5 separate regions of the Homo sapiens genome follow, and regions 2, 3, 4 and 5 are each linked to region 1. The links are chromatin loops, found by intact Hi-C in ENCODE. Cell type or tissue: dorsolateral prefrontal cortex. All regions are shown on one strand. Each heading gives the region's core, and the rest is flanking DNA. Links, peaks and the distances in the headings are about the cores only. Region 1 has its middle 61 kb from the start of OLFM4. Region 2 has its middle 48 kb from the start of PCDH8. Region 3 holds the start of PCDH8 (protocadherin 8). Region 4 holds the start of LINC01065 (long intergenic non-protein coding RNA 1065). Region 5 has its middle 41 kb from the start of OLFM4.

Region 1 (5,876 bases), core at 518-5,517:
CCCAGCTACTAGTGAGGCTAAGATGGGATAATCGCTTAAGCACAGGAGGTCAAGGCTACAGAGAGCCATGATTGTGCCACTGCATTCCAGCCTGGGCAACAGACTGAGACCCTGTCTCAAAAAAAATAAAGATATAAATAAAGACATAAACAATAGCCACTACCCTGGCTTCAACCAGAGGGAGAAGCTAGGGAAAGAAGGAAGGGATGATATGAAGGAGATATTCAATCCAATGCCCTGCCTCAATTAAATCTTAAAAACTCTTTAGTCAATGGATGGCAAACATACAAATATACAGTACTGCCTCTGAAGGCCTCAGAGTACCTAACATTCTGGTAATCTGTACACTGTGGGCACAATCAGGACTTTCTGGAGTGATCATGAAGATAAACATACACCTGCTACTTAATAATTTGCAGATGAACCAGGCCTCTAATTGAATGCGTAATCTCTTCTGAGACACTTCAATGTCCTTTAATGAAAACCCAAATGACCACTGATAATGTCTGCTACCACTGATTTGATTTGGTGAAAAGATGGCACATAAAATTGTTGAAGGTCACCTGGGATCTCACACCTTCTCCCAGTTCCTTCAGCCTGGCCTCACTCTGGCTAGAAGACTTTAAGATTGACAACAGAATTTATCCATCAGCTGTCCCAGCAGCTCACTGCCATGGATAATTAGCCACTGGCTGTTTATTTACATAACTTCAATTTGCCTAGGAACCCACAGCTTATTTATTCCAATAAGCAGACATTGTGCACCTATATAAATGGGAAGAGAAAATGCATGACTTTTTTATGGAAACAGGATTTTTGTTAATAAACATACATGTGATAGTGGTAGATTATAATCAATATTGGACTTGGTGTTTTAGAACTGTCTTCCATTTGAAACATAATAAAACTGTATTAATTTGAAACTTTAAGGACCAGAAAAAAACTTAACCAACTTAACTCACTTCAGAGTATCTCATATTTTTGCTCAAGAAAGAATGGGGCATCAGGCTGCTGAAGAAAAGCAGTTGGCTCCAATCAAGCATGATTTTGAATAACCAATATTGATTTAATGAGGTTTTACTTTATATCAGCATTTCAGGCAGCACTATTCTAGCTGCACAACCTTCCAAGGTCAAGCCCAGAGGTTTGCCCCTTACCTGAGGTGGAAAATAATGAAATCCATTTTCCCCTGGGGAAAAAAATATCTATAAATCACATTTTCCACACCTCACGTGGCTGCCGCAAATGGCCCCACTATACAACATGTCTATCTGTCACTCCTTCAGCTGCCTCAAGGAGACTCCATTAGACTCTGGGGAGAGGAGCAGCAGGAAGGAAATGACAGCTGGGGCATCAGACTGACAGTTGGAGCATGGGCTGTGCTGCAGCGAGGCTGGGAGTTTAGGGAAAGACTCTCTAGTATCTGAGGGTTGTTTTCTTCCCCTAAGTAAAATGAGCATGAGCCGTGAGAGTCAGTCAGCCTAAAAATGGGAGCAGCATCTGAATACAAAGGTTACAGGCTAGATGGCTTCTTCACACTGCTCTTTATTTTAAGATCAAGATTGTCGGTGGCAGTCCTACCGTTCTGAATTTCTATGTGTTGCCCTGTATTGCAATTAATCAAAATACGTAGCATCATAACACCAATTGGTGGTCTTATCACATAGATTGTAAATCATCCACAGAACTCCGAGTCATTATTGGAGCTGAATTTACACATTGCCTTTATGGAACTCTGGGGTTATGTAAAGATGTTCCTGGAACTCAATACACAGATGAGTCTCTGTGCCCTAAGATAAGAGTGGGGAGATTTGGAGCTGTTGCCAAGCCCCCTCAACAATGGATTCAAACTCTGCCTGAGCCATGTGTGGAATAAGAGCCTTGCCTCAGAGAATAGATGAGCACAGTTAATGCCTTGTGATATTGTAGGATTACATAGATTGTTTCCCGGTTACTTTTTTTAAAATTTTTATTTGTATTTCAATAGTTCTTAAGGTACAAGTGGGTTTTTGGTTACATGGATACCTTTTTTTGTTTTTGGTTTTTTTGGTTTTTTTTGTTTTTTTGTTTTTTTTTGACAAAGTCTCACTCTGTCACCAGTCTGGAGTGCAGTGATGCAATCTCAGCTCACTGCAACCTCTGCCTCCCAGGCTCAAGCAATTCTTCTGCCTCACTCTCCCAAGTAGCTGGGATTACAGGCACGCACCACCCAGCTAATTTTTGTATTTTTAGTAGAGAAAGGGTTTCATCATGTTGGCCAGGATGGCCTCGATCTCCTGACCTTGTGATCCGCCCGCCTCAGACTTCCAAAGTGCTGGGATTACAGGCATGAGCCACCACACCTGGCCGGATAAATTCTTTGGTGATTTCTGAGATTTTGGGGCACCCATCACCTGAGCAGTGTACACTGTACTCAATGTGTAGTCTTTTATTTCTCACCCCCTTCCAAGCTTTCCCCGTTACCACCGAGTCCCCAAAGTCCATTATATCATTCTTATGCCTTTCTGTCCTCATAGCTTAGCTCCCACTTATGAGTGAGAACTTAACGAAAGTGAGAATGTGATAGCTGGAAAGCTGTTTCTCAAGTTATGCAACATCCTAACGGCCACTAGAGGGTGCAGCAGGGACGATGCTGGAGCTGCCCTCTACCGGCGGTGCTGACAGAAAGGGAGCTGTCCAGGGACCCAGGTGAAGAGGGGAAACTCAAGGAGAGGCCAGGTAACTGGAGCTGTGCAAAGCTGCGGTGCCTGGCTGCTGCCATTTGGTGGAGGTGGAGGAAAGTCGGCAAATCCCTACAAGGGAACTACTAGGTTTGGAGCTCAGAGAGTAGGGGTGGGGTTGCAGCCAGCTAAAAAAGTCCTGTCCTAAGATTGCTGGCACAGGGATTGCTGTTATAGTCTCAAGAAAATGACTTCTTCACTTTTCCAGATACATTGCACAAGATTAACAACATGTACAGTTGTGTGTGCATTTTCGTGAATTATCCTAAATGATCTACTTTTATATCCTAGCCTCTATTGATGGGTGACATTATGGAGGACAGTCACTTCGGAACCATAAGCCCTGGATGTCTCTAGCACACCATCCACCACCGTCTACCACCCGATGCTATTTCTTGTCCCTAATTCCTCTTTGCCTTTCTCTCCACTAAAGCCTTCATTCCCATTCACTCATTCTCACTCATCACCTTTCTACTCATTAAGCACCTATTACGTGCTAGAGCTGGGATTACAGTAGTAGGAGAGAGGAAAGGCACAGCTGCTGACCTCAAAGAATTCACCATCTTACCCTCCTTCTGCACTCCCTATTACTCCATGGAGGAGGGGAGGGTGATAGGGTGAAATATAATTTGAAAAAATATTTGGGGGCCAGATAGTGAAAAGCATTAACTGTCATGCCAAGGATTTCAGATCTCATCTCATGGCAATGGGAAGCCATGAAAGATTTTAAGCAGGAGATTTAGATCCAGCTTTGACTTGCATAAAGATATGGAGGCTAAAAAGTGTTCAACCTTATTAGTAATGTGATTAGAACTTCAAAATAGAATATTTACCTAAAGGATTGCTGAAGTTGTTTTTGAAGACAATAATTAGCTTTGGGAAGGATTCCTTAAAATTAACAATCCCTTATCGGCAAGAATGAAATTTGGTATAATCTCTGAGGCTAATTTGGCATATCCATCAAATACACAAAATATTGCATCCCTCTTGACCTGAAAATGGTATGAATCCAATGAGAAATGATAGAAACATAACCTAATGTAGGGACAGAGAGGTTTAAAAAAAGGACAATACTGAGAAGAGTTTATTCTAGAGACAAAAGTCATAAAACCCTGTAATTGATTGTATTGGGGATGATAAATAAAAGGAAAGAGTTGAATATGACTTCATGGGTTGTAACGTAGGCAACTAGATCTATGTAGATACTCTAAAATTACAACAATTGGAGCAGAAAGAGGGAGAAATTGTGAGAGCAATTAAAAGTTAACTGCTGGACATTTGGGAGCACAGAGTATGTAAGGAGAAATATCTGTGGGACGCCCAGATGAAAAGTTTAATTGGATATGAAGATTTCTAAAGAAGGAATTTGGAAAGCATTTGTGATATTTAAGAAGAGTGTCAAGTGGTGAAACTGGAAATCATATTGCAAAGACCAAAATAATGAAAGACAAGTAAAGAAGAATCAAGGGCAGGTTATAGAGGTAGGGTACTAGCTTGAAGGAGAACAGAATCAAGGGAATGATTTGCTAGCGTCCAAGAGTTTTTCAGTGGAAGTAGCTTGCAAAAATGTCAAAGCTGCATGGGAGCACCCAGTAGAAGGGGAGAAAGAGAAACATTTAAAGTGATAAGGTTAAGTTTATCAGATTTTGCAAATAAAACTATAATACAAGACACTCGGTTAAATTAGAATTTTGGATAAACAATGAATAATTTTTAGCTCTGTGCAATATTTGGGACACAGTTATACTAAATATGTTGCTCACTATTTGTCTGAAATCCTAATTTAACCAAGTGTCCTGCATTCCGTCAGGCAATCCTAGGCAGGGCAAACAAGGAAGGAACCAGGAGCTGAGGAAGAAAGACAAACCTGGGAAAGACTGTGGGGTGTGTCGGTTCTGAGAAATGGGAGAGAAAAGAAGGAACAGTGAAGAGAAAACTATTTCAATGTAGGGAGCTCTGAAATCATGCCCTCTATTTTCTCAAAGCTGGAGGTCAGGTCATCTGCAGAGAGTGGGCAAGTCAGAGGTCAGCATGGAGATCTGATGGGGAGATGTAAAAGCTAGAAGCATCAACTGTGGCGAGAGGAACGGAGCGTCCCCCAGGGACAGGTCTGCCAGAAGCACTGAGGGTGCGCTGGTTCTGGAGCTGTGCATCTGTACAGGGCAGGGTGGAATAAAATGAGGCTTGAGGGCCAGGTCAGGCAGGGCCTCATAGGACATGTGAGCAAGTTTTACATTTCATTCTCATCAGGAAATTGGAAGTAAGCGAGTCAGCAGAGTTGTGTGTGTGTGTGTGTGTGTGTGTGTGTGTGTGTGTGTGTGTGTACATCCTCTGGCTGCTGAAAGAATTAAAGGTGGGCAAGAGCGGCTGTTGGGATACCAATGGGGAGAATAGGATAGTAGTTCAGGAAAGAGATAGCAGAAACCTGGACTGCAGGGTTGGGAGAGTAGTGAAGAGAGAAGACAGAGAAAGAAGGGGGAGGAGGAGAAGGAGAAAGAGGGAGAGAGAGAGAATAATCTAGTCTTAGATTTGGCAATGACTAGATTTGGGAACATGATTAGGAAAAGGGAGGCAAAGGAGAGGTGTTCAAGATAATTCCCTAGTTCCTGACATAAACAAATGAGCAAATGAGCAAATAAAGAACACTGACATAAGGAAAACCAAAGGAGAAAGTGATGTGGCAGAAAGGGCACTAAATCCAGCCTTGACACTCACACTCCCTTAGAACCATGAGGGGAAGTAGAGATGGCATGGATTATGACACCTACCTATTCTTTGAGCATCTCGGGACCAAGCGATTCACATTCCTATGTGAACTCTACAACAATTTACAGGGAGGATGTTATTATCCCCATGAGGCAGAATAATATTTGGAATGATTAATTGATTTTCTGCTTTGCTCTGGATACTGTGCTTTCTTTCACCTCTTCACTGCTCCCAATTCAAGCAACTGGACCAGTCAATACTTATCGCATTAGGGGGCAGATGAAACAGGTAGAAAGCAAAGCAAAGAAAAAAATATTCTGGCATTCCATTCTAAAGATTCAATGTTTTTATAAGACTCAAAAGGACCTTGGGCATAGGTTAAATGCTTGAATGAAGTGAAGTTTAAGAGTAGAGCTTTCCCTGGAGACTAGACCATTTTTTTCTGCTAGG
Region 2 (5,876 bases), core at 347-5,346, 71 kb after region 1:
ATTATCCTCAAACTCTAGTAACAATTTATTAAAGTACCCCTGTCTCACCCCAACTCTCACCCAAGTAGTCGGCACCCCCAAGGAGAAAGAGAGCATGGAGCAAGGCCCACCCCTCCCTGTCTGCCTCACAGAGACTCCCCTCTGTATTATCCACCGAGGATAAAGAGGGAACTTTACCTAAAATTACAATTCCCCCTTGAAGTCTCTGTAGCCAGGGCCCTATCCTGGAATCTGTGACCCTAGACTCAAACATATCAGTACCTTGATCATTTTCAAAGAGTTTTCACATGCCTTTCTCATTTTGTTTTGGCCACAACATGGGTGCCAGGTTACACCAACTCCATTTTATACCCGAGGCTCAGACAGGAGCAGTGAAATCAACCAATTCCGAAATGGAGGCAATCAAAGCTGATGAAAATCAGGTTTGATTGGGCTGGATCTGTTAACTGGGAATAATTACCATCTCTTTCCTTGAGGAACTCTCACAGTGACTCTTCGGCGGTTCATCTTGACTAACTAAAATGAGTAAGGAAGCATCTTTGTTTCGTGGAACTGGGTTTGGGCGGCAGGTCCACACAGGAAGCATCCCCTGGGCGGTGCCCAGTCTGGGCTGAGCCTCTGCTTCTCCTGGCTGCCAGCAGCTGCCCTCCCCCACAACCCCAGCCATCCAGATGGCACCAAGAGCCTAATTGCCATTGTTAGTATTGATGGCTCATTCCAAAACAGCAGAGAGGAACAGGCAGGAGAGAAAACATCTCTCTGTGGAGCCACCTACTGCCTGTGTTTAATGCAGATGAGCATCTAACTCTGTGACTTCTGGCATCTGTGTCCACAGGAAAGCGCTGGAAGCCCCTTTTTTGCTTCAGAAACAGTATGGAAGCCATTAGGAAGGGTGCCCTTGCCACTTATTGGCCCAACTCTCCTGAAAAGACATTAGCCTCAAAAATTAAAAAGCCTGACAAGACCAAGTAGTGGTGAACATGTGGTGCTTCTGGATCTCTTATACAGTACTCTGCAGAGGAGCCTGTATACTGGAACAACCACTTTGGAAAATTGTACATTATCTAGTAAAGCTGAAGATATCCATGTCCAGCAACCCAGCAGTTCCACTCTGAGATGTGCACCCTATAGCAATGCATGCCAGGATGCACAGATAGAACGTTGAAAGTAGGCCAGGCACGGTGGCTGATGCCTGTAATCCCAGCACTTTAGGAGTCCGAGTCAGGCGGATCACCTGAGGTCAGGAGTTCGAGACCAGCCTGACCAACATAGAGAAACCCCATCTCTACTAAAAATACAAAACTTTTCTGGGTGTGGTGGTGCATGTCTGTAATCCTAGCTACTAGGAAGTCTGAGGCAGGAGAACTGCCTGATCCCGGGAGGCGGAGGTTGCAGTGAGCGGAGATTGTGCCACTGCACTCCAGCCTGGGTGACAGAGCAAGACTCCATCTCAAAAAATAAATAAATAAATAAAGTTGAAAGTAGTGTCATTCATAATCACCACAAACTCCAAACCACCTGAATGTCCATCAGCAGTAGATTAGATAAATAAGTTGTGGTAAAGGCAATCAATACCTTTGCCATTGTTATTATATGAAAATGAATAAACATAATCTTAAGCAAAAAAAAAGAGACAAAAGAATATACACTGTAGGATTCCACTTATATAATGTTCAAAATCATCAAAATATCAAACCACACACTGTAATGTTTAGGGATGCACTTGAGTGTGGTAAACACCAAAGTAAAGCAAAGAAACTATTACCAGAAGTCAGTACAGTGTGGCTAATTCTGGGAGAAGAAAGGAATTGTAGAGGGGGATGGGGAGTTACTAAGGTGCAGGCAATATTCCTCTTCTTGACCTGGGGAAAGTGGCTACCCAACTGTCTGCTTCTGTACATGGGTGCCTTTGTGCATTATTCTGTTGATATGTTCCACTTCACACACACACACACACACACACACACACACACACACACACACACACACCCCAGAAAATGTTAAGAAGAAAGGCAGCTCCCAGCCGGGCGCGGTGGCTCATGCCTGTAATCCCAGCACTTTGGGAGGCTGAGGCAGGCAGACCACGAGGTCAGGAGTTCAAGACCAGCCTGACCAATATGGTGAAGCCCCATCTGTACTAAAAATACAAAAATCAGCCTGGCGTGGTGGTGCATGCCTGTAGTCCCAGCTACTCAGGAGGCTGAGGCAGGAGAATCGCTTGAACCCGAGAGGTGGAGGTTGCAGTGAACGGAGATTGTGCCACTGCACTCCAGCCTGGGTGACAGAGCGAGACTGTCTCAAAAAAAAAAAAAAAAAAAGAAAGAAAGAAAGAAAGAAAGAAAGAAAGAAAGAAAGAAAGAAAGAAAGAAAGGCAGCTCCCCAGGCCTGATGGCAGCTGCCCCCTACTGGAACCCAAGGAAAGTGCAGGTTCAGAGGAGGTATTTGGTGGGTGGGAGGGGGTGTTGAAAGGGTCACAAGAGCTGTTGTGGCCTCAGAAGAAGTTGTACCCAAATCCCTTTTGGAATGTTTCTTAAAGTTTTATTCATGAGTTGTTAAGCATTTTGTTTGGCAAATCAGTTTATCCCAACCACCTCTGTGGAGGTGGCAGATGGCACCTAAAGAAAGCCTCCTCCTAAATGCAGCCCAGTCTGTTTGCTCACCCTCTGCTCAGGCCTTGGCCGCTGTTCCCAAGGCTCAAAGGAGCAGTCAGAGAAGGAGGGGAAGGGAGGGAGAGAGGGGTTTGTCGGCAGCCGGCGAAGTCTGTGGGGATGGATAGAAACATGGTGTTTACAAGAAACAGCAGCCCCAGGACTGAGCCTTTTCCTTTGCTGGAAGCCCCGCAAATGCGCACCAATATTGAAGCCTGGGAAACCCAAGCTGCTAAATCTCACCACTGGGGCAATGGCAGGGGTGTGCAAGAGCCAAAAAGCATGGGAGCATTAATTTGTATGAAAATCCAAGGAGGAATTGTGTTAAGAGTGAGGGTGAGAGCCAAAAGGATGGAATGCTTAACTCCTTGATGCAGTCAATAGTCGCATCTGGTCCTTCTGACTGTGGGAGAGAGTCTGCAGTGAGGCCTTTTCCAGGCCCTGACAATTCATCTGAAAAGGAAAAGCCAGCACAGACGTTTCCAAAGGCTTCAGTCCTGAGTGGGACAGGAGGGAAGTGAAAAAGGGACAATAAGACATAGTTCTATTATTTAATATTTTCTAAAATGGCATAACGGGACTATTAATCAGGTTAAAATGTGATTTTCCTTGTGTCTCATGTTAGTGACAACCCAATTTAATAAAAGAGCAGGCACTTGTAAGAGTTCTTGGGTCTGTGCTTTTAAGTGACACTTTGTATCTCTCACCTTTTTTAATTTGAAGATGTTTGAATTTTCATACTCTAACAAAGACCTCCCCACAGTTCCTGAAAGAGTGTTTCAAGGACTTTGGAAGCCATTTCTAATTTGTTGCCTTTAAAGAACTGTCCCCAAGTATAATGATGTTCCCAAGCCCCAGGTTTCAGGCCAGGCACAGTGGCTCACACTTGTAATCCCAGCACTTTGGGAGGCTAGGCAGGAAGATTGCTTGAGGCCAGGAGTTCAAGACCAGCCTGGGCAACACAGTTTGGCCCTGTCTCTACAAAAAAAAAAAACTGTTTTAAAATTATCCAAGCATGGTAGCATGCGCTTGTAGTCCCAACTACTCGGGAGGCTGAGGTGGGAGGCTCGCTTGAGCCTGGAAGATCAAGGCTGCAGCAAGCTGTGATCGTGCCACTGCACTCCAACCTGGGCAACAGAGTGAGACCCTGTCTCAAAAAAGAAAACAAAAGGCTACAAGAAATAGATTACCTATAACTCTCCATTATTCACCAAACATGTGTTAAGTGCTGACTAGATGCCAGACCTGGAGTGCATACTGCCTCGTGGTGGAGCTTACCTCTGTGGGGAAGGAGGGTAAGACAGTATGATTTGGGATGGTGAACACTCTGATGCAGGACAGCAAGGCATTGCAAGGCTTGTGGAAGGGGCACCTCACCCAGGCTCAGAGGCTCAGGGAAGGCTGCCCAGAGGGAGTGACATGCAAACTGAGATCTGAAGGAGGAGCAGAAGCTGGCTGGGTGAATGGCAGAGGCCAGCAGTGTTCCGGGTAGAGGAAATGGCACATGCAAAGGCCTGAAGAGAGGAGAAAGATGGTGTGCACAGGCTCAGAGCGGGGAACTGAGGAGGGGAGAGAAATGACACCCAGAAGCAGGAGACTCCAAATCATAAGGGACCTGGAGGCCATTGGAAGGAGTCAAACTTGGTTCTAAACTCATGAGAAATCTCTGAATGGTTGGGAACAGATTTCTGAATTAGAAAGATGCCATTGTGTAGAGCTTGGATTAGGAGGAAAACAAGACAGGCATCAGGAAGACCAGGTGGGAAGCTTCCTCAATATCCTAATGTAAGACAATAGAAGTGAGGCTGGATGGGGACTGAAGACACAGGAGAGGAAGGGCCTATGCCTATTTTGCCTCACTCACCTGGTAAAAGAACATATTTCAGAATACATCAATTTCCAAGACAAGCAATCAATCACTTTCTGTTAAGTGTGACTGTGTACCTACTATGCATCAGCATGGAGCAGTGCATGGACCATTGCTTCAACGATGCCAAGATGCCGCTCAGCAGGCATGCTAACACGGCACCATTCCAGCCTCATGAGCAAGGGCTCTGGGGTCAACCTGGGTTTAAATTCTGGCTCCACTTACTCTCTATGTGACCAGAGACATGATTTTTAATCTCTTTAAACTCATTCTCCTCTTAATAAAGTGGGACAAAAGTGCCTGCCTTTTAGGTTTGTTGGGAAATTTAATTGGGTTAATACACGTAAAGAGTCTGTCGCAGTACCAGGCACAAAATATTTCTTCCATAAATGCAGCTGGTGCTGCTGCCGGTGGTGATGGTGGTAGTAAACTTTTTGGTAGTGCTTTCATAGTTTGATTCTACAAATCCTGTTTTAGCATAGCTGGTAAATCCTGTGCAGACAAGCGAATGTTGTTCCCTGCATTTTTCCTGTGGTTGCCATGCAAGTGAAAGTCAATGCTGTGGTCCTGAGTGCCCAGCCGACAACATAGCACAGTTCAAAAGAATATTGATCAGACACTTACAGGAGTGGGGATGCAGTGAGATGCTGCCGGCATCAGTATGGTCACCTGAAGATGGTGACAATGACAACTCTGAAATACAGACAACTCTTTACTCTCAGATCCCATACCCAAGAAGATGCACAGTGGGCCCAGACAGTTTCACTGAGCAACACAAGGGTGTAAACTGACAATAAGAAGACTAAGAACACACCCTGGATTGCAGGAAATACTACATGCGTGGAGCTCAAAACATTCTCCTGTAACACGTTGCTGAGAGCTGCCCTGAACGCTGTTGCCTAGGCAGCAGAGCATCCAATGATGGACTGTGGAACAAGGAAATAGGAAAACAGATCAAGAAAAATGGCATGACCTTTGGGAGACAGAAAAGCAGAATGAGGCCAGAGCTACATTTAGCTCCACACTAAACCTACGCTTTACAGACCAAGAGTGTCTGACTTTCTTCTGAGCGCCACTATCTGCTTTTTTAATTTTTTTTTTTTTTACTTTGCCAACAACAGGTCAAAACAGAATCATCCTCAAGTGCTCCAACACTGAAGCAAATCAATCTGCAACTCAGCCCCATGGGAATGAAACCATATGGAAGATGGATATAATAATAGCGACGTAGTAGAAAAATGTTTTGAGATTTTAAGCAATGTTCTTGTGCCCTGCAATACCTTCAGTCCTTCTACCAACCCCTTTCTCCCCAGGCAGACACTTCAGCATCTAGCACTTACAGCCTCAGGAAAGGAATGGCA
Region 3 (5,876 bases), core at 580-5,579, 120 kb after region 1:
GCAAGCCAAGGAGAGAGGTCTCAGGAGAAATCAACCCTGTTGGCACCTTGATCTTGTACTTCGTGCCTCCAGAATTGTGAGAAAATAAATGTTTGTTGTTTAAATCACCCAGTATATGGCATTTTGTTATGGCAGCTCTAGCAGAGTAATAGAGGGGTCAAACACTTTTTGTACCTTGGCTCAGTATAAGTCAGCAGGAGGTCACCTGCTGCTCCTAGGCATTACACTATCCAGGCATTCCACTGTCCAGGAGGGAAAGTCCCTTGAAATATTCTGCTCCTCCAGAATTATGGGCTCCTGTCCATTAAATATCTGTATCTGTAGGTGGTTTCAGTCAGAATACATGGCTTTTATAGAAATGAGTAGGAAAAAACTCTACTGAGAACTCCTTTTTGTCAACATCTGATCTCAACTAGCAAGTAAGGTACCAAAAGGTTTTGAAATGACATGAGGGCACAAAAATTGGTGGAACCCTCAGGTGACCATTGTCTCTTTCCTCTGGGATCTATATACCTACCACAATACCTATTATTTCCAGAGAGGAATGAGGGAATTGGGGAGACAGTTGTCACCAAAGCAAAGAAGCAGACAGGAAATGGGAGAGTTATTTTTCTTTCTGAACAAATCCCTCGCCTATAAAATAAGAGGTTTAGATTACATAGTCTTTGATGTTTCTTCCCTGTGCTTTAAAGGGAAATAAAAACTAACATGTGTTCCTAAGCACCTGATATTATATCATTTTACACAGTCTTCAAAACAACTTTGCAAAGTACTATTATTATACCCATTTTGCCGATAAAGGAACTAAGATACAGACAGGCCGGGCGCCGTGGCTCATGCCTGTAATCCCAGCACTTTGGGAGGCTGAGGCAGGATGATCACTTGAAGTCAGGAGTTCAAGACCAGCCTTGCCAACATGGTGACACGGTGAAACCCCGTCTCTACCAAAAAATACAAAAATTAGCTGGGTATGTGTGGGGGTGCAGGCCTGTAATCCCAGCTACACAGGAGGCTGAGGCATGAGAATCGCTTGAGCCCACGAGGCAGAGTTTGCCATGAGCGGAGATCACGCCAGGGCACTCCAGCCTGGGCAACAGAGCAAGACTCCATCTCAAAAAACAAACAGAAAACAAAAACAAAAAACAATACAGAGAGAAAATAATTTGCACGGGTCACACAGCCAATCAGTGTAATGATCAGATTTGAACCCAAGCAGGATGATTCCAGATCCTGCAGTCAACAGCTGCGTTCTGCTTCTTATCAGGTAAAGCAGGTCTCCCAGAGTGACACACAGAACACACAAAATGAAGAGTGGCCCAAGATCTGGAAATGATCCAGGGTTTGTGAGCATCTGGCACTGGAATCAATCCAAAATCAATGTTTAAATAACAGTTACCTTCACCCCCAAATTGTCTCATTGTCTGACTGCTGAATTTGAATCAGGGCTATGGAGAATGCTGCTTTGTGGTTTACTATACAGTTTAAAAGTCACCATGCCTATACTGACAGCCCAACAAATACACACACAGAGAGAGATAACTTTAAAAAAAAAGAAAAAAAAAGAATTTGGAGTGTAGAAAACAGCTTGGTTGCATTTCTAGTGCACCAACCCCAGAAAACCCAGAGGCTTCAGAATTTGATGAGATTTTTGCAAAGTGTGTTTTCACTACAAAAATGAATTAGATGCCCCGAAGAGCTTCCTCTGTTCTTTGCTTGGCCAAGCACTTGCTGCAAACTTCCCTGAGGGGTTTACCCAATGGTGAGCCTGTAGGAGGAAAAACCAGGGCCCTGGGCTTATTTTTAAAGGAAAAAAAAAAGTAAAAGTTTAAAAAATAACCCCTCTTCATCCATCCTTAGAATTACACTTTCCAGTGAAGTCTAGTACCCTTTCCTGGTAGATATAATCCTAATTAAAAATAAATTACATGCTGTATAGAACTTGAAATGGACAAGATAATCCTATTACATATGAGAATATATCCTGATTTTCTTTCCCGCTAAACTGTGGGAGATATCAGATCAGTCTGAGCCCCCCATTGTCGCCTCTTTGAAAACTTTCCTGGAGCCCTAATCCATCACGTGACGCCCATGTCAATCTTGGTGTTTGCACGCGAGTTTCACAATGCCGGCATTAGGCTCGGTAACAGAAACCCAGCTTTGCGGAGCCCGCAACATTTGCATTCCGAGAAAACGCCGGCCATTGTGGAGCTGTGTTTGTTCTCAAGATTGCGAGACAGTTGCCGGCGAAGTTGCTAAAACCGAGAGAAAGGGGCTCCTTTGGGCCTGCCCAGACCTTTTGGTATGATAACAAGGCGATTCGAGCGGCTTTTGTGAGGCCTGATCAGCACCCGGGCGGGCGAGCTCCCCTCCCTTTCCCCTACTCCTCTCCAGCGCCACCTCCCCGGACATATTTTCCTTCCCGGGGAGTTGCTGCGGACGTTGATGTGCTATTTTAAATCGTATTTCCATAATCGAGTGGCTGTCCGCTGCCGGCCCGGAGCTCACGGTGTTCGCGTGCCTTCACACCTCCACCGCCGGCACGGAAAGACCTGTGCGCGCCGGTGGCGGCTGGAGGCTCGCGGCTCCCTTCCCGGGCTCCCCGGCTCCCAGCTCTCAGCCTCCCGGCGCCGCCGCCGTCGTGGCTACTTCCGATCGACGAGGGCCTGGCCGCGGAAAAAACACTTTAGACCTGCTACCAGCCACCCTACACCCCTCCTCCCGCCTCCTGGCTTTTGCCTGCCCCTACTCCCCTTTCCTTTTCCCACTTTCAAGCACGCCTTGGTTTATTTCAGCCTTGAGAATGAGCATGCTGACGCGGAAGCACTTTGAGTAGAAATTGCAAGTAGTTCCGAATCTCTGGCCAAGCGAAAAACCCAAACTTAGCGCGTGGCGGGGCTCCCGAGTCCAGCCCAGAACTGCGGGGTGCAGATGCGCAGGGGGCGCTGGCGCGAGGTCCGGGTCCCAGCCATTCGCGGCCGGGCTGTGCTCGCGGAAACCGCTGAAATCCCTTCCTTTGGGACTCCGGCCCCATTTCCACCCACTTTCCCCACCTTCCGGGTCCTCCGCCCGGCAGCAGCAGCGCCAGGCGGGCCTGACCTTGCCCTGGGTACGCCAGCGGAAGCGCTGAGGCCGCTGTCCACCAGCCAAGTTCTGAACCTGTTCCCGTCTGGGTCTCCGGGGGAAGAGGGGTGAGGAGAGATGACGTTAGCCTAGGGGCGCTAAAGGTCACCAGCCAGCCCCAGGTTGGGGTGGGAGTGTTGCGGGGCTCGGAAGGAAAATAGAAAGTTCCTTCGACTGCGTGTACCCCCCAAGGAATATCTCTTGGGCGGGGACGGTGGGAGGGCTACATACTAAATCGCACTTGGGAGATGGAAGACAGCGGAAGAAAGGGCTGCGATTTGGGCTCCTGTAGGGGGCGCTCCTCCTTCCACGTCCCCACGCGGCTGCAGATGCCTGGCCTTATTGCTTTTAGCATTCCCAAGACTACAAGGTGGAAGAGGTGGAGAAGGGAACCCAGAGACACACCCCTCTGAGGAAGTCTCCAGCCACTCATCATCCCCCTCCCCAGTCTTATAAGAGCTTGTATTTATGGATGGCTGGAGCTGCATGTTCCGCTCTCTGACAATTCCAAGCACCTCTCATCCCTGCCACCCAGCTCCCTGCTTGGTCTCCCTACTCCAAGGAAACTCCTGACCCTCTTCTGAAAAAAAACCCAAAACACACTCCCTCGAGTTTGAGGGAAAGGAAAACATGGATAGGACGCTGACAGCAGGACCAAAATCGGGATTCTGAAGAATGTTTACTGAATTCAATCTACTTACCAAACCTATCGCCTAAAAAGAAAAATTTCTTCCAGTGAGTGGCTTTTGTTTTTTACCTTTCCTCCTTCGTGTGTATTTGCATAGCCTGCTCAATAAAGCCCTTCAGTAAGAATCATTAAGAATCCGTCTTGTTGCAGATCCGAGCTCCATCTCCCTGGCCGTCAGGGATGGGAGGGGGCTATCTGTGGGGCAGCGCAGCGCCCGGCCAGCCCCAGGATCCGCCCAGCCCAGATTTTGGCAGTGCCGAAGCTCCACACTTTCCTAAGCAGATGGTTAAGTTCCCCCCACGTTCCTGCCAGGTTTCAACGTCACGCTGTGATTTTGTTCTTCTGGAACCGGACGAGTGTTGCTTCCCAGAGTGGCCCTATTAGAACAGAAAGAAAATCCTCTAAATAGGCGGAACAAGGCATCAGGAGGAAAAAGTTCTCTAAATGCACTTTAATACGAGCCGGGTATTGTGTGGAATTCAGCGCCCATCACCGTTTAGCCGGAGAGTTATGGCAGTGATTGGGGATGAATAGAGGAACATAATGGATACATGTGGCGTTTGCTCATTATATTCAAGTTAGTCCAACTCCGCTGTGGAAACTGTTCAACTTTCTCTCCCCTTAGCTTGTCACAGTGAAATAATACAGACATTGGGGCCTCCAATGGGATCGCCTGCCACACCATTCTATTTCCACTGCTAACGAGGGCTTCATAAGCCTTTGATACAGTCTGATCTTTGAAACCTTTCCAAATCTCCTCAAGCTTATGCTAAATCCTATTTGGAACTTTTTTTTCCTTGCCTGCTAGCTCCCAGGGCTTAAGAAGGCCACTTGGACAGTGACGTGCATACTAACATATCGCGGGGCTCTTTTCTGAAAGGGAAGTGGCAGCTCTGATCACTGGGGCTCACACGAGCAAAACACAATTGAGTACACAAATTTGAATAAAATCAATTTTCCCTTATCCTTCAGGCTTCTTAATCGAGAGGCTATTCCAGGCACCGTAGCTAGGAGAGAAGGAAAGCAGAGCCTCATTCAGCAGAGCAAGTCTGTGGGTAGGGGGCTGCAAGGGTTTGGAAGCGTCAGAGGTGCAAAATGCAGAGTGTGTGTGTTGGCAGGGGCTGGGGGAAGGCGGAATCAGGAGCCACTGGGGTGAAACCCCAGCGTGTTCGCACTTAGTTCTAGCCGCGGCACGGAGGGAGGCAGGCGACAATTAACAAAACCATCCGCTCCTTTTACTCCTGGAGCCCTGTGCCAACTCCTCTACATGCAGGGTGCTGACAAGAAAAGGGGGAAAAAGCAAAAGGAGTTAAACAAAAGAAAGATTCCCTAATTTTCCTTTCTTGTTTTCCCCTCTAAGCCTTTCCACATTAAAGGGATTGTCAGAGGCAGGCGGAGGGGCGACGCGAGGGGGAGGCGGCCATTGGCTACCCGGCTCGGGTGATTAGCATATCGGCGGCTATAAAGGCAAAGGCGGCGCGAGGCGGCGCAGCTTCTGTAAGAGACGGAGAGGCGCAGAGTGAGGGCGGGTCCGCGCGTCCTCAGAGCCCGCTGGAGGCTCGGAGCTGCTACCCGCAGACTTCTCCCGCACAGGGCTCGCAAAGAGCGTGATTCCGAGAGCCTGAGACTGACGCCCGACCTGGAAACCAGAGAAGACTTCCTTAGCCTTTCGGATCGCACTTGAGGCTGGAGGCATGAGTCCTGTGAGGCGTTGGGGCAGCCCCTGCCTTTTCCCCTTGCAGCTCTTCAGCCTCTGCTGGGTGCTCTCAGTGGCCCAGAGCAAAACAGTCCGATACAGCACCTTCGAGGAGGATGCCCCCGGCACGGTCATCGGGACCCTGGCCGAGGACCTGCATATGAAAGTATCGGGTGACACAAGCTTCCGCCTGATGAAGCAATTCAACAGCTCTCTGCTCCGGGTGCGCGAAGGCGACGGGCAGCTGACCGTCGGGGACGCCGGCCTGGACCGCGAGCGGCTGTGTGGCCAGGCCCCGCAGTGCGTGCTGGCCTTCGATGTGGTCAGCTTCTCGCAGGAGCAGTTCCGGCTGGTGCACGTGGAGGTAGAGGT
Region 4 (5,876 bases), core at 241-5,240, 180 kb before region 1:
AGGGGCTCAGGTGATCCTCCCACCACAGCCTCCCCAGTACCTGGGACTACAGATGCATGCCACCATGCCTGGCCCCAGATAAGATTCTAAATATACATTTTGCTTCTTCTTAAGGCAAGCCAGCCATTGCCAACATAGAGCAACAAAATGCACATTGCTTTGCTAGGGACCTTACAGAGTAGATAAATGACACAATGTCTTCCCTCTAGGGAGGATAAAAAGAATAATGAAAGATGTGTTTTTTCCATAAATGCATATATTAACATTTGACTTCACAAAAAGTGCTCATGTAAAGAACAATACTTTCCCTTGAAGTTAAGCAATTTTATGATGGATCTAACAGTACAGGGAAAAAGGTCTTGGGGCTAATAATAATAATTAGCACTTATGTTGGTACTTTCTGTGTTCAAAGCATTTTGTGGAAGATTAACTCGTTATTCTTCCCAGCGTTCTTGTCAAGTTTATAAAGCTTTAGACTGTTCTGATGTCCTCTCCAGTACAATTCCATATAATATGGGAACATTCATTTGATTTTTACATATAAATACTACTGGAGTTCTGATTATCCCACACTGTGTCTGATACCCAGTAAACTCACAAACTTTGGTGGAAAGAATGGATGGTACTTCCTGGATCCTTATTTCAAAGATCCATTCAAAATTCAAGAGTCTGACCAAAGAATGGATTATCACTTTAAGCATCCAACTATATTTTATCAAAATGGTCTCATTTACATTTTTCTTCATTTAAATCATGAGTTCCTCAAGGACAGGAACTGTGTGTTTTTCATGCTTGTTCCAAGGATCACCTAGGCATGTGTTGGCTCAGAATGATGCTTAGTAAGCCTGTGTTGAACAATAAAAATGAATTCTTTATTGATAAGTTCTTATTAAATTGTGAAGAATAAATAGCATGTGGTATCTGTCCTGCCCTCTAGGAATAAGTATGAAAGAGGAAGCAGGACTTATATACAGAAAGCAACTGGACACAAAATAGAAAAATACAAAATACAACCAAGTGCTACAATGTGTGGTTCGAGAAATGAGCGCTAAGGAAAAATTACACTTGTTTTGTTTTGTTTTTTGACTTCTCAGCCCATTAGCTCCACCTCCTTCCTTTGGGTATATGTGTATATATACAGAAAGAGTGAGACAGCTTTTGGCCTGCAATAAAATGTAACAGCCTGTAAAAATATTATATTTTCTACTCTGTTTAATATAGAAAGTTCATTCAGTTGGAAATTATATACAGATTTTTAAGTTTCTTTCTGTACAAAACAACAACAAAACTCCAAACACAGAAACACACGCACAAATACACTGAACTTTAATGGTGATCTTTATTCAAATTACAGTTTCTGTGCACACCTGTAATCCCAGCTACTCCAGAAGTTGATGGGAGCATCCCTTGAGCCCAGGAGTTCAAGTCCAGCCTGGGCAACATAGTGAAATCCCACCTCTCAATCTTTTAAAAAATTAAATTACAACTTCCCATATTATAAAAAAGTACTGCAGCTCCAAGCTTGAATGGAAATTCATTAGATTTTTATAAATTTGAAGGAAGTTTATTTCTGAAAATAAATTTTGTTGAATTTCTTCTTAAGGTGGAAATTTGTTTTTCATTCCTTTTCTTTGCATGTGAGTTTTGTATCAGTTGTGGAACTCTATAGCTCCACTACATATTTGGGTATTTGAATATTTGAATCTGTTGTGCTTTTTCCAGGAAATTCTGAATTTTAGGATAGTCTACAGGTACCATAAATTGAGAAGTCCAAACAATTCATTATCTTCCTTGAAGCCCAAACCTGCCATTTTTCTCAGATAGGAAAGCCACCAAACATAGGGAGCATGCCTGCCACTTCCCTCTGGCCCGTCTCTGGCTCATCCGCCACAGAGACCTATTTATTACATCCCCTGAGTATTCTTCTAATTCCCCCTCCTTTCCATCCCCACTCTTTCAGCCACACTTCAGGACCATGGTCTGTGCATCGCTTAGTCTCATCCTAATTTATCCGCAGCTCCACCCACTCCAACCTCCTCTCCCCTCTCTAAGACAACCTTTACTTCCCCACCTATGCCTGTTCCAATTTACTGTCTCTGAACCCCACATATGCCCTTTTCTGCCCTACATTATGATAACTGGAGCTGGACCTAATTTCTTTCGTTAGCGGGCACAATGTTAGACCTTGTCAGTAGAGGGCGCTAGAGGGACACTGCACAAGGAAGGGGCTTCTCTTCTGGTTCCAGCTCTGTTCTTAGAAAACAATGAGCTGTCTCCTTGCCAACCAGCAGCTCCCTTGGTAGGGGCATGCAGAAGACCTGATGACACAAACCCTCCAAAGAGTTTCACCCTCACCACAACAGGTGGCTTCCTGCTCGGCAGCCCATCCTGCATCACTTCAGTGGACTTCTCTGACATCTACTAGACCACATTAAATGAATCACAGCCTTGAAACTGAACTGGAAGGACTTCCTTCAAGGTTATACTTTCTTTGAATACTGTCTTTCAGCCCTATGCCTAGTGACTGCTCCCTGCGTCTTACCCCAGTTTTCTTGAGAATTCCCTTTATACTTCTTAGTAGATAATACCCTTTAATTAGTTCCTTATTTTTATGTGGTATTAAGTTTTCCCTGTCCAAACTATTAGTCATGTCTCACTTAATGATGGGGATATGTTCTGAGAAATGTGTTGTTAGGCAATTTCATCATTGTGTGAACATCATGGCATGTACTTACACAAACCTAGATGATAGTATAGCCTATTACAACCCTAGGCCATATGGCATAGTCTATTGCTTCTAGGCTACAAACCTGTACAGAATGTTACTGTACTGAATGTGGTAGGTAATTGTAACACAATGGTATTTGTATATACAAACATACCTAAACATAGAAAAGGTACAGTAAAAACAGTGTTGTAATCTATGGGACCACCATCATATAGGCAGTCTGTGTTGGACAGAAATGTCATTATGCGGCTCATGACTATACTATTGTGATTTCTGTCTCCTGACCAAACCCTGACTGCTTTACCACTTTTGTTCTTTCTTTATTTTCTTTCTTTTTTTTTCTTTTTTACAAGGTCTCACTCTGTTGCCCAGGCTGGAGTGCAATGGTGTGATCTCGGCTCACTGCAACCTCCGCCTCCTGGGTTCAAGCGATTCTCCTGCCTCAGCCTCCTAAGTAACTGGGATTACAGGAGCCCACCACCATGCCCAGCTAATTTTCGTATTTTTAGTAGAGACGGGGTTTCACCATGTTAGGCAGGCTGGCCTCGAACTCGTGACCTCAGGTGATCTGCCCATCTCAAAAGTCTAGTTGGGAATGGTAATCACACAGTTTGGCTATCTCCTCAGGTCAGATTACTCAAATAAGGATTAAACTGCTGCTTATCTTTATGCTTGGCAGCATGGTACCTAGCCACGTGGTACCAAGAGTGACTCAGACATGCCTTACCCTCTCTGTGTTACACAGCTCACCTCCAGCTAGAGCTGTTGAACTGTAACACAGAAGCACCCATTTCTCTGCTCACAAAGTGTCATGGTACCCAGGGGCAAAACTAACTCAGACACAATAGTACTCAAGTGTTCTCCATCATTCCAGCTCAATCCAAAGACCCTCAACACATTCCCTGAAATGAGAGATGAAGTGCACTGACAGAATTCAAGGCATGTTTGAGACAAACTTTTCTCCTTGCTTAAGTCTTCTCGGCAATGGTTGGCTCTACCATTTTAAAAGACCTGCAATTGTGTGCAATGAAAGTAGTTCCAGGCTGCTGTATCTTGCTCCCTTTCCCACAGACATCACCAGAAGCCCAATTCATCACATTCTTAACAGCACTCTTCAGATTTATCTGTCAGGGCAAAGGATCCAGATTAAAAATGAAACAACCATTTCACTTGCTTGACAAGGGGAGACCCAGTCTGCCAAATTTCCGTCCCTATCACTGGAGAACAGGACTTTAGGAAATAAATAATAAATGCTTTCTGACCTAGGGCCACCTAGCCTGGAATACTTAGGGGCGTCTTATCTTAGTGCAACAATTATTCCAGTTAATAGGTTAAGGGATATATATAAGATTACCCGTAATCCTTTCACACTGTTGTTCAGGGCTTATTTGAGATGCAGGGCACACATATTTAAGGATTAGCTCCTTCTCTCCGTACTCATACCCTTAGAGTGATATTACTTCCTGCTATCTTCTCTTGTGGAATAGAAATGAAGAATAGTTACACTAGGGGAGTTATTACAATCAGGCTCTTTTATATCTTTAAGGCAATTACAGGCAAAGACAAGAGTGCCTAATGCACAGCATTTCCAGAATTTGTAATTTTGGCATCTCATCTTGCCAAGCCTTGATAACATCCAGATGTTGCCCTATTGAAAGGTGTTAAATAGAATAAACCTCAAGCCAAGAGTACTTCCATGTTATATTTTGGAGACTTCCAAAATGTAAAACATTTTCTCTTTGAAATATCAGAACTTCGGTAGTTTAAGCAATAATGTTCTAGTCTGCATAATGTTTTAATGTCTAATAATAACAATAACAGCAGTAACACTTTGTTTCTCCATTTAAAAAGACTTATATAGTGTTGACTATGTGCTTTTCAAATATTAACTTATTTAATTTTCTATGTGCTCTCTCCTGGTACAACAATCTGCTCCACAAATTTCTCCAGATTTTTATCTAATTCCTGTTGGACAGTGTAAAATGCCACTTCTTCCAGGGTTGCCTGCATATCATCAAAAGGGAAATAGTACTCATCGAAGATGTGCCTTTGCTAGGAACTAGGACAAGGGTGGCCTTTATAAATTCATGAAGAGAAGGTATTGTGTTCATTCACAGACTTTGTGTAGGAATTAGGGAGAAAAATGTAAACCCTAAAGTTAATACTCCATGGGCACATTCTGGGCACAAGTTACCTTGGAGACATTTTGAGGTGGCAGGGCTTTTCCTAGAGTGGACCACCTGTGCTATAAAGGATCTGCCTAATATACTCATTCAGCAAGTCCCCAGTGAATGCCCGTAATGTCTGTGTGACATTACATATCTGCAGGCACATGCAGGAAAAGCAGCAGCCCCTGCATTCAGTACTGTTACGGTCTCACAAACATGGGCCTTGGATGGGCTGGGGGCTGGCAGAATTGTAGGCACAGTGTGTTAAGGGGGCACACAGAACCCAGCATTTGGGCATCTAGAAGCCTTCCCAAGGGCTAAGGAGACACCTGAAAAATGAGAAAGAGTTACAGAGCCAGGCCCTTAAGTTGGCCCTGCCAACCACTCTCCAAAACCCTTAGATTTTTGCTGCCTTTGCCCTTGACACTGTCCTTTCCCTGGAGCTGAATGTCTGGGGGTAGAGGAATGACTTTAAAAGTCGAGGATCAGGCCTGGCATGGTGGCTCATGCCTGTAATCCCAGCACTTTGGGAGGTCAAGGCGGGTGGATCACCTGAGGTCAGGAGTTCGAGACCAGGCTGACCAACATGGTGAGACCCCGTCTCTACTGAAAATACAAAAATTAGCTGGGCGTGGTGGAAGCCACCTGTAATCCAAGCTACTCTGGAGGCTGAGGCAGGAGAATCGCTTGAACCCGGGAAGCAGGGGTTGTAGTGAGCCAAGATCACGCCACCACACTCCAGCCTGGGTGACAGGGCCAGACTCCGAGTGTTCCAAAACAAGAAAAAAAAAAAGTCTAGGATCAGATGTATCTCCTTAGATCTGTCCTGTTCTAGAATCTTTTTAATAATGAGGCAAGCATTCTCAATAGTTTCTAATCCCAAAAAAGTTCTTTATGGCATTTCCCAACTTTTCCCTTCTAGGAGCCAGCATATGAACTTGCTGCCTATCTTTAGCAAGGAGATGCAAATGACATCCACA
Region 5 (5,876 bases), core at 350-5,349, 100 kb before region 1:
ACAAATCCATAGCCTACATGCTGTAGTCTTCCCTAGGCTGCTCATGGCAGACATCATTAATCAACCACACCACTCTTCGTCATTGAATGAAGACTTAGCCTTAGTACTCCAGCATCAACTACCAATCAATCAAAGGTAAATCAGTTTTATGATCCCTGCTTCAGACTCCTCAAAGTTATTTTCAAAAAGGCCAAAGCTCAGAGAAGGCCAGGGAATGCTTTTGCATCCCTGCCTAAGGCCCACAAGTCTTGGTTTCCTGTCTAAAGAACCCCTAGCCTCCAAGGGAATGACCCGCCAGGAACAACTTATGCCACGGCAGCCAATATCTGCCCACAGAGATATCCTTCTCTATTCACCACTCAAAACCACACATTTATGGGAAAGTCAATAAGAGAAGGATCCTTTCAGGTGTCTCCTCTTGTAGCTTCCACCTTACCCCCAAGTCCAGAATCAACACCAGAGGCTGCTGTAGTACTGGCTGGAGATGGATATCTTCATCATGTTGCCATAAATCTACCCTGCTGTTATCATCGTCACTGGGACAAAGAAAAGGGCATGACACTAACTGGTTATGAGATTTCCTTTGTGCTCCATACCATACCTCCTTAAACTGCCACCACCAAGGAAGGAAAAATTTTTTTCCCTAAAACTGTGTGAGCACCCATCTGGGAATGTGAAAATTCTGATTCTTGGGGCACAGTTATGTCAAGACCAAGCTGGTACCAGGGAATGCAAGGACTGCTCCTGCCTTTCCTTGAGTTTTCTTCTTGACCCCTTACCCCTCCTTGGGCTTTACTTATGTCATTCATTTTCACACCAATTCTGTGAGGTATGTATTCATGATGCCCATTTTACAAATAAGATAACTAAGGTTCAGAGAGGTTAAAAATGTCTTCCCAAAATGACATTGCTAGTAAATAGTTGAGCAAGGACCTGAAAATGAGACTATACAGCTTCAAGTCCCAGGCTCTATTACCATACTGGCCCTAGTGTCAGATCCTTCAAGGCCATACTCAGATCCAGACTGGCCCAGGACCAGGGCCCTATTGCCAGCATCCTTGGTCTTTGGGAGTACAAGAAAAAGTCTGAATCCCAAAGAAGGGCTTCAATAATATTGTTCACATAATAAAGTGTTGTGGGGTTGTTCGTGGAAATAGCTGGTGATGACCGAATGCTGGACTTCCTCAATGACTCAAGAGTTCCAACTCAAAGCCTCTGCAGCCATCAGCATGATGCTGAGAGGCAGGCAGATGACAGCCATGGCTTAAGACTATTCCAGACCAAGGATGCTAACCACAACCAGTCCATCAACAAACACTGGCAGGTTACCCGTAAAACAAATCAGTTCACCTTCCTTCACTTCCACTGCCACCATCATCGTATCTCTCCAGAAACTACAGTAACTCTTAAACTCATGTCCCCCTCATCTACTGTATGCCAAACTCATGTCCACACAGCCATCAAATTCCCTCCTTTAAAGCCACCAATGACTTCTGGTTATTCTTTAGAATAAAATCCAGGAAACTTATGATGGCTTTCAAGTTTCTACCTGATCTGGCCCCTGCCTGCTCTCCTCATATTTATTTACTTCTTTATCGGTTTTGTGTCTGTTTGTCCAAGTAGAAAATTTACTGTAGGAAAGGATATTTTTTGGTTTGTATACTTCTATAATTGCAATGTCTAGCACAGTGCCTGGTTTATACTAAACCCACAAAAATATTGGTTGGGTATATAAATTACTGTTATCTGTGACATGTAGAAGAATATAAACTCCTCCCTAAAGCAGCTTCCTAGAGTTGTTGGTTTGAGGATCTAAAGAAGTATAATGGCCTATAAAGCAGACTTGGGTTTCAGGCATTGCATCAGTACTTTAATTGACAGCATGAGTCTAGGAAAATCCTCAGCCTCAATTTCTCTATTTGTTAATGTTCTTTCCCACGATGGATGTGATAATTCTACTCATTTAGCAAACTTTATTGAATGACTACCATCTTCATGGCACTACACTGGGTGCCAACAAGGCCAAGATGAATAAGACACAGCACTTGTCTAGGAGAAATGCACAGGCTATTTAGGGGTGAGGTGAGAATAGGTAAACAACGAGTAAGTATAATAATCTTATTGTGTGCTCCAACAGAAAACCAGTGAAAATACAATGCACCACAAAGAAGCAAGTACTCATTACCATCTGATGTTCAGAGTGGAGACCACCCTTGAGCTGGATTTCAATGACAGGTAGGATTTCCCCTGACAGGAGGGTCAGATTACTGCATGGACTACATGCAAAAGGAGGCGGCATTACATCCAGGAAACAGGAAGTAGTTCCAAAACGCTGGTTATAGAGAGTATACAGAGGTATAGGTGACAGGTGAGATTGCACAGGTAGAGCCTGGAGCTTTTATGTCAGGCTAAGGAGTTTCCATCTTATCCTATAGGAGAAGGATTTTAAGCAGAGGCATAACTTAACTAAGTTTGTCTTTTAGAGAGATTAGTCTGATAGCAGCACGGAGGGTAGATTAGGAGGAACATACAATAAAAACAGAGACTAAAGAGGGCAAGCCGTGGTAGTAATCCAGGATAGCAGGGTACCCCAGAGTATCAGAGAGACAGAAAAGGCAGAAGAGGCATGATCATTGAAACATCAATTAAGTCTCCACCGCTAAAGAGAGTGGAAATATCCAAGCTTGGGTGATTGGTTGATATCATTTTTCTAAACACAGGGTACAGGAGGAGGAGCCCATTTAGGAAGAAATATACAAAGTTCCTTCTTGAACCTGAGTCCACTTCTAGGAAAATACACAAGGGCAGGATATAGCTAGTGCTCTTGTTGTTTTAAGAGGGCCATAGTAGCTGGGACTCCTTAACCAAGTGGCGGCCCATTCCTTCATCTTCTCTCAGCCAGGGTGAAAGCAAGTTATGATTGCTTCTTTCCTCATGGGGGTGTAGTGAGGCTTTGTTTCTTTGTTTAAAGAGCTGTACCACATTCAGATGAAAGGAGCTCTGTTAGGAGCATAAGGAGACCATGCACAAAGGAACGTTTAAAGGCCGCCTGAAGGGTAAGAGACAGGCTTGTAGGGGGCTCGTTCTGGCTTCATAATTAGATTTAAAGATCCAGAGATGAAAAACAAAAGATACAGACATCAGAAGATATGGATTAGTTCTCTCTCCAGATGGATTAACATTTGGGTTGTTTTTCCCAGATGTGACTGGCCAGGATTAAAAACATTCCATGGTTCCCGCAAGAGGACATGCTCACGGAGGCAGTGAAGACCCGGGGGGCCTCTAAAGAGACAGCTGTCAGCTCATCAGCTCACCATGGGGACCACACTCTGCAGAAGTGCAGAGGCTGGGACCTCAGGCATGAGATGCAGCCTTTTACAGCCCAGGAAGCCAGCACCAGTCCCTCCACCCTCACAAAGCCCAGGGGGACTGTGCATCAGCCACCAGTGCCCAGAAGCCTGGGAAAACAGAAAGAAGCTTGCTTGGTACTAAGCACCAGATGGCTCCCTTTCAGAAAAGACTTTCTAAGTGTCCACAACAGCCTTTCTTCTCAGCTAACCTTTGAGGCAGCTTCTCCGACTGCACCTGGCTTGCACTAGTTGCTCCTCCCCAGGGGCTCTGTGAAAATGGGTCAGACTTTGTGAGCTCTGGAAAAACAACTCTTCTTCCAGGTTACAAATCTCTGAAAGAAACAGCCCCTTCTGCTTACATGATGTGGCTTCTTAATACTCACTCTTTCCCTCCACTCCCCTCTCCCATTTCTAGCACTTGAGCACTTGAGTCTTATCTATCTTTAAATCCCTGACAAATCACACACTTCCCCCCAAAGCCTTCCCAGATTTCCCAGTAGGGTTTTCTCTCGTGCACACTCTTTCTCCTGTTGCATTTTGTTTGTTATAACCCTGAGTTTTCTACCTGCATTATAGTTTCAGTGGTTCTAAGTTTCTCTCCCACTGTTGATTTTCAACCCTTTGAGAGCAGAGCTACGTTGAACTCACCCTGGTAGCCTCCAGGGCATGCTACATTGAAGCTGTTCAGTCAATGTTTGTTGAATTCATTAGAATAAGTGAGTAAAAGCAGCAAGTTGTGCTGCTGCAGTGAGAAGAGGCAGTTATCCTCAAAGCGATCTGTTTCTACTAGCTGCCTAGATTTCATAACCCAATGTTATTGCAGGGGGACTTAGGGATGTCTGGCAGGAGCCATGGTTATGGGTCTGAGAGCATCCACTGGCCAGACCTGCCAGCAGTTCACAGGGGCAGAGTTGTGCCCCTAGAAAGAGTTCTGGCTCAGACATGGCTTGGTTGAATCCTGGCTCCCTCCACCAATTTTGAACTCTGGAAATAATAGGCAAATCTCTCACTCTATGATTCTTCATTTCTTCATTTGTCAAATCATGATTCCTACCCTTGCAGATAATTGTAGGAGTAGTGTGAAATCTGTAGTGAGTAGGCACTTTGCACAGTGCCTGACACCAAATAGGTGTGCAACCAATTCTTTGAATAATTCATTCACTGATGGGAAATATTAACTAAGAGAAGGCACTGCCTGGAGGTGGGGATGTCCGACCTATAAACAAGGCTGGTTTTTGTGGTGCAGGTTAGTGAAAATGGTTAGGTGTCAATGCATCTGTAATCTGAGACATGAGACCTGAATTCTGACCTAGCTCTCCTGGCACCCCAAGAATATACTGAATAACATTTCTGAGTCTTGATTATACCAAGTCAAAGCCATGGTTCTCACCACCTCCACAGGGTTCTTGTGAGTAATAAACCAACACAAGGCTGTTGACTCTCTTATGAAATGCAGACGTATTGCACAGCCCCATGCTCAGCCTCTAGTAAGCAAGCCATGAATAAGAGTTAGTTTTGACTGTTGTCTTTTTTTCCCTCTAGACTCTAAACTCCTTGGAGCCAAGAACCATTTCAGTTTTGCTTCTAATTCTGTCCCCACATCCTTAACTCAATACCTGAGAGATAGGGCCTCTCAATGAATGAAAAAAGAAATTAATGACCTGTCTGGTGTCTTTAAACTCTGAAGCATGGAGACTGTGGTAATTAGTAATGTTTATTTCATTCTACTGGCATTCAATGATTGCTAGTCAGACGCAGTGACCAGTTCAAGTCAGAAAGTATTTCAGCTATTGAGTCTGTGATTGCATTGTAGCATGAATGAAAATAAATCAACATTTTTCTTTTTCTTTCTCAATCTGGTTATTATCTCTGTGCAATAATTGGGGATTAGAAGAAATTCTATGTTTCTTCTTTTTTAATGTTGACCAACAAACTTGTGATCTTGAATGCATATTAATAATTAGTATTTATTAACTTTATTTATAAGCTTGGGCACATAGCTTTATACTGGAAATTCTGCAAATTTTCTTGACCACGGGTGCCAATAGACAGAGGACAACCTGAATCCATGACCACCATGAGTTTTTTCTTAACCAAAGAACCACACTTCTGACCTTTTCCAAATTCATGACTCCAGAAGTAAAAAAGAAGAGGGAAGTGACCATTTTTAATGTGTCCAGCCTTGTGCAAGGACTTTGCATTTGGCTAGCAGTAATTTGTGCCACCTACCAAATAAATATTCTGGCTCTTCTGGGCACACTTCACCTCCCTCTTGAGGTTAGGTTTGGCTACATAACTTGCTTTGGACAATGAAATGTGAGCAGAAGTGATGCATGTCACTTCTGGGATGAAGTTGGGGTGAAGTTTGTAGAGTCAGCATGCAATTCTGCCACTCACTTTCCCTCTGCCGTGGCAATGTGCCACATCACGGCACCTCCTTCAGCTTGGGACCTGGAGTGAGGCTGATCTGAAACAGAGTCCCCAGCCAATTCCCCATGAATATGTGGCATTAGCAAGAAATCTTTC

Evidence for each region. Hi-C counts contacts between places; a loop is a spot of excess contacts. Peaks named below come from ENCODE experiments on the same cell type or tissue, not always from the same donor. Only the 100,000 strongest peaks of a DNase experiment are listed, where the experiment ranks them.
Region 2: it touches region 1 in a loop (2.3-fold over the local background); 8 of 110 quality-filtered maps call a loop at or near these places.
Region 3: it touches region 1 in a loop (2.2-fold over the local background); 19 of 110 quality-filtered maps call a loop at or near these places.
Region 4: a loop joins it to region 1, with 9 times the contacts of the local background. A loop is called at or near these places in 33 of 110 quality-filtered maps.
Region 5: it touches region 1 in a loop (11-fold over the local background); 3 of 110 quality-filtered maps call a loop at or near these places.

Annotation. Positions count from the first base shown.
Region 1 is chr13:52,965,036-52,970,911 of GRCh38, reverse strand. No RefSeq gene overlaps it. Among named protein-coding and RNA genes, the nearest start is that of OLFM4, 61 kb to the left of the region's middle. In dorsolateral prefrontal cortex, for the core only: CTCF peaks have their summits at 2,417 and 2,616; a DNase peak (open chromatin) is centred at 2,641.
Region 2 is chr13:52,894,147-52,900,022 of GRCh38, reverse strand. No RefSeq gene overlaps it. Among named protein-coding and RNA genes, the nearest start is that of PCDH8, 48 kb to the right of the region's middle. In dorsolateral prefrontal cortex, for the core only: CTCF peaks have their summits at 2,241 and 2,446 (motif pointing left); DNase peaks (open chromatin) are centred at 2,417 and 2,722; H3K27ac peaks cover 613 bases.
Region 3 is chr13:52,848,063-52,853,938 of GRCh38, reverse strand. PCDH8 (protocadherin 8) reads left to right here and starts at 5,299. Exons shown (of 3, transcript NM_002590.4): 1 at 5,299-5,876. The coding sequence starts at 5,503. RefSeq lists enhancers at 2,387-2,596, 3,271-3,565, 4,911-5,205, 5,336-5,876. In dorsolateral prefrontal cortex, for the core only: CTCF peaks have their summits at 3,140 and 3,374 (motif pointing right); DNase peaks (open chromatin) are centred at 2,338, 3,128, 3,398 and 5,278; H3K4me3 peaks cover 3,654 bases; H3K27ac peaks cover 2,802 bases; H3K27me3 peaks cover 3,629 bases.
Region 4 is chr13:53,148,307-53,154,182 of GRCh38, reverse strand. It overlaps LINC01065 (long intergenic non-protein coding RNA 1065), which reads left to right and starts at 2,283. Exons shown (of 5, transcript NR_125788.1): 1 at 2,283-2,479; 2 at 4,679-4,826; 3 at 5,819-5,876. In dorsolateral prefrontal cortex, for the core only: CTCF peaks have their summits at 1,995 and 2,196 (motif pointing right); a DNase peak (open chromatin) is centred at 2,222.
Region 5 is chr13:53,066,500-53,072,375 of GRCh38, reverse strand. No RefSeq gene overlaps it. Among named protein-coding and RNA genes, the nearest start is that of OLFM4, 41 kb to the right of the region's middle. In dorsolateral prefrontal cortex, for the core only: a CTCF peak has its summit at 2,906; a DNase peak (open chromatin) is centred at 3,354; H3K4me3 peaks cover 600 bases; H3K27ac peaks cover 855 bases.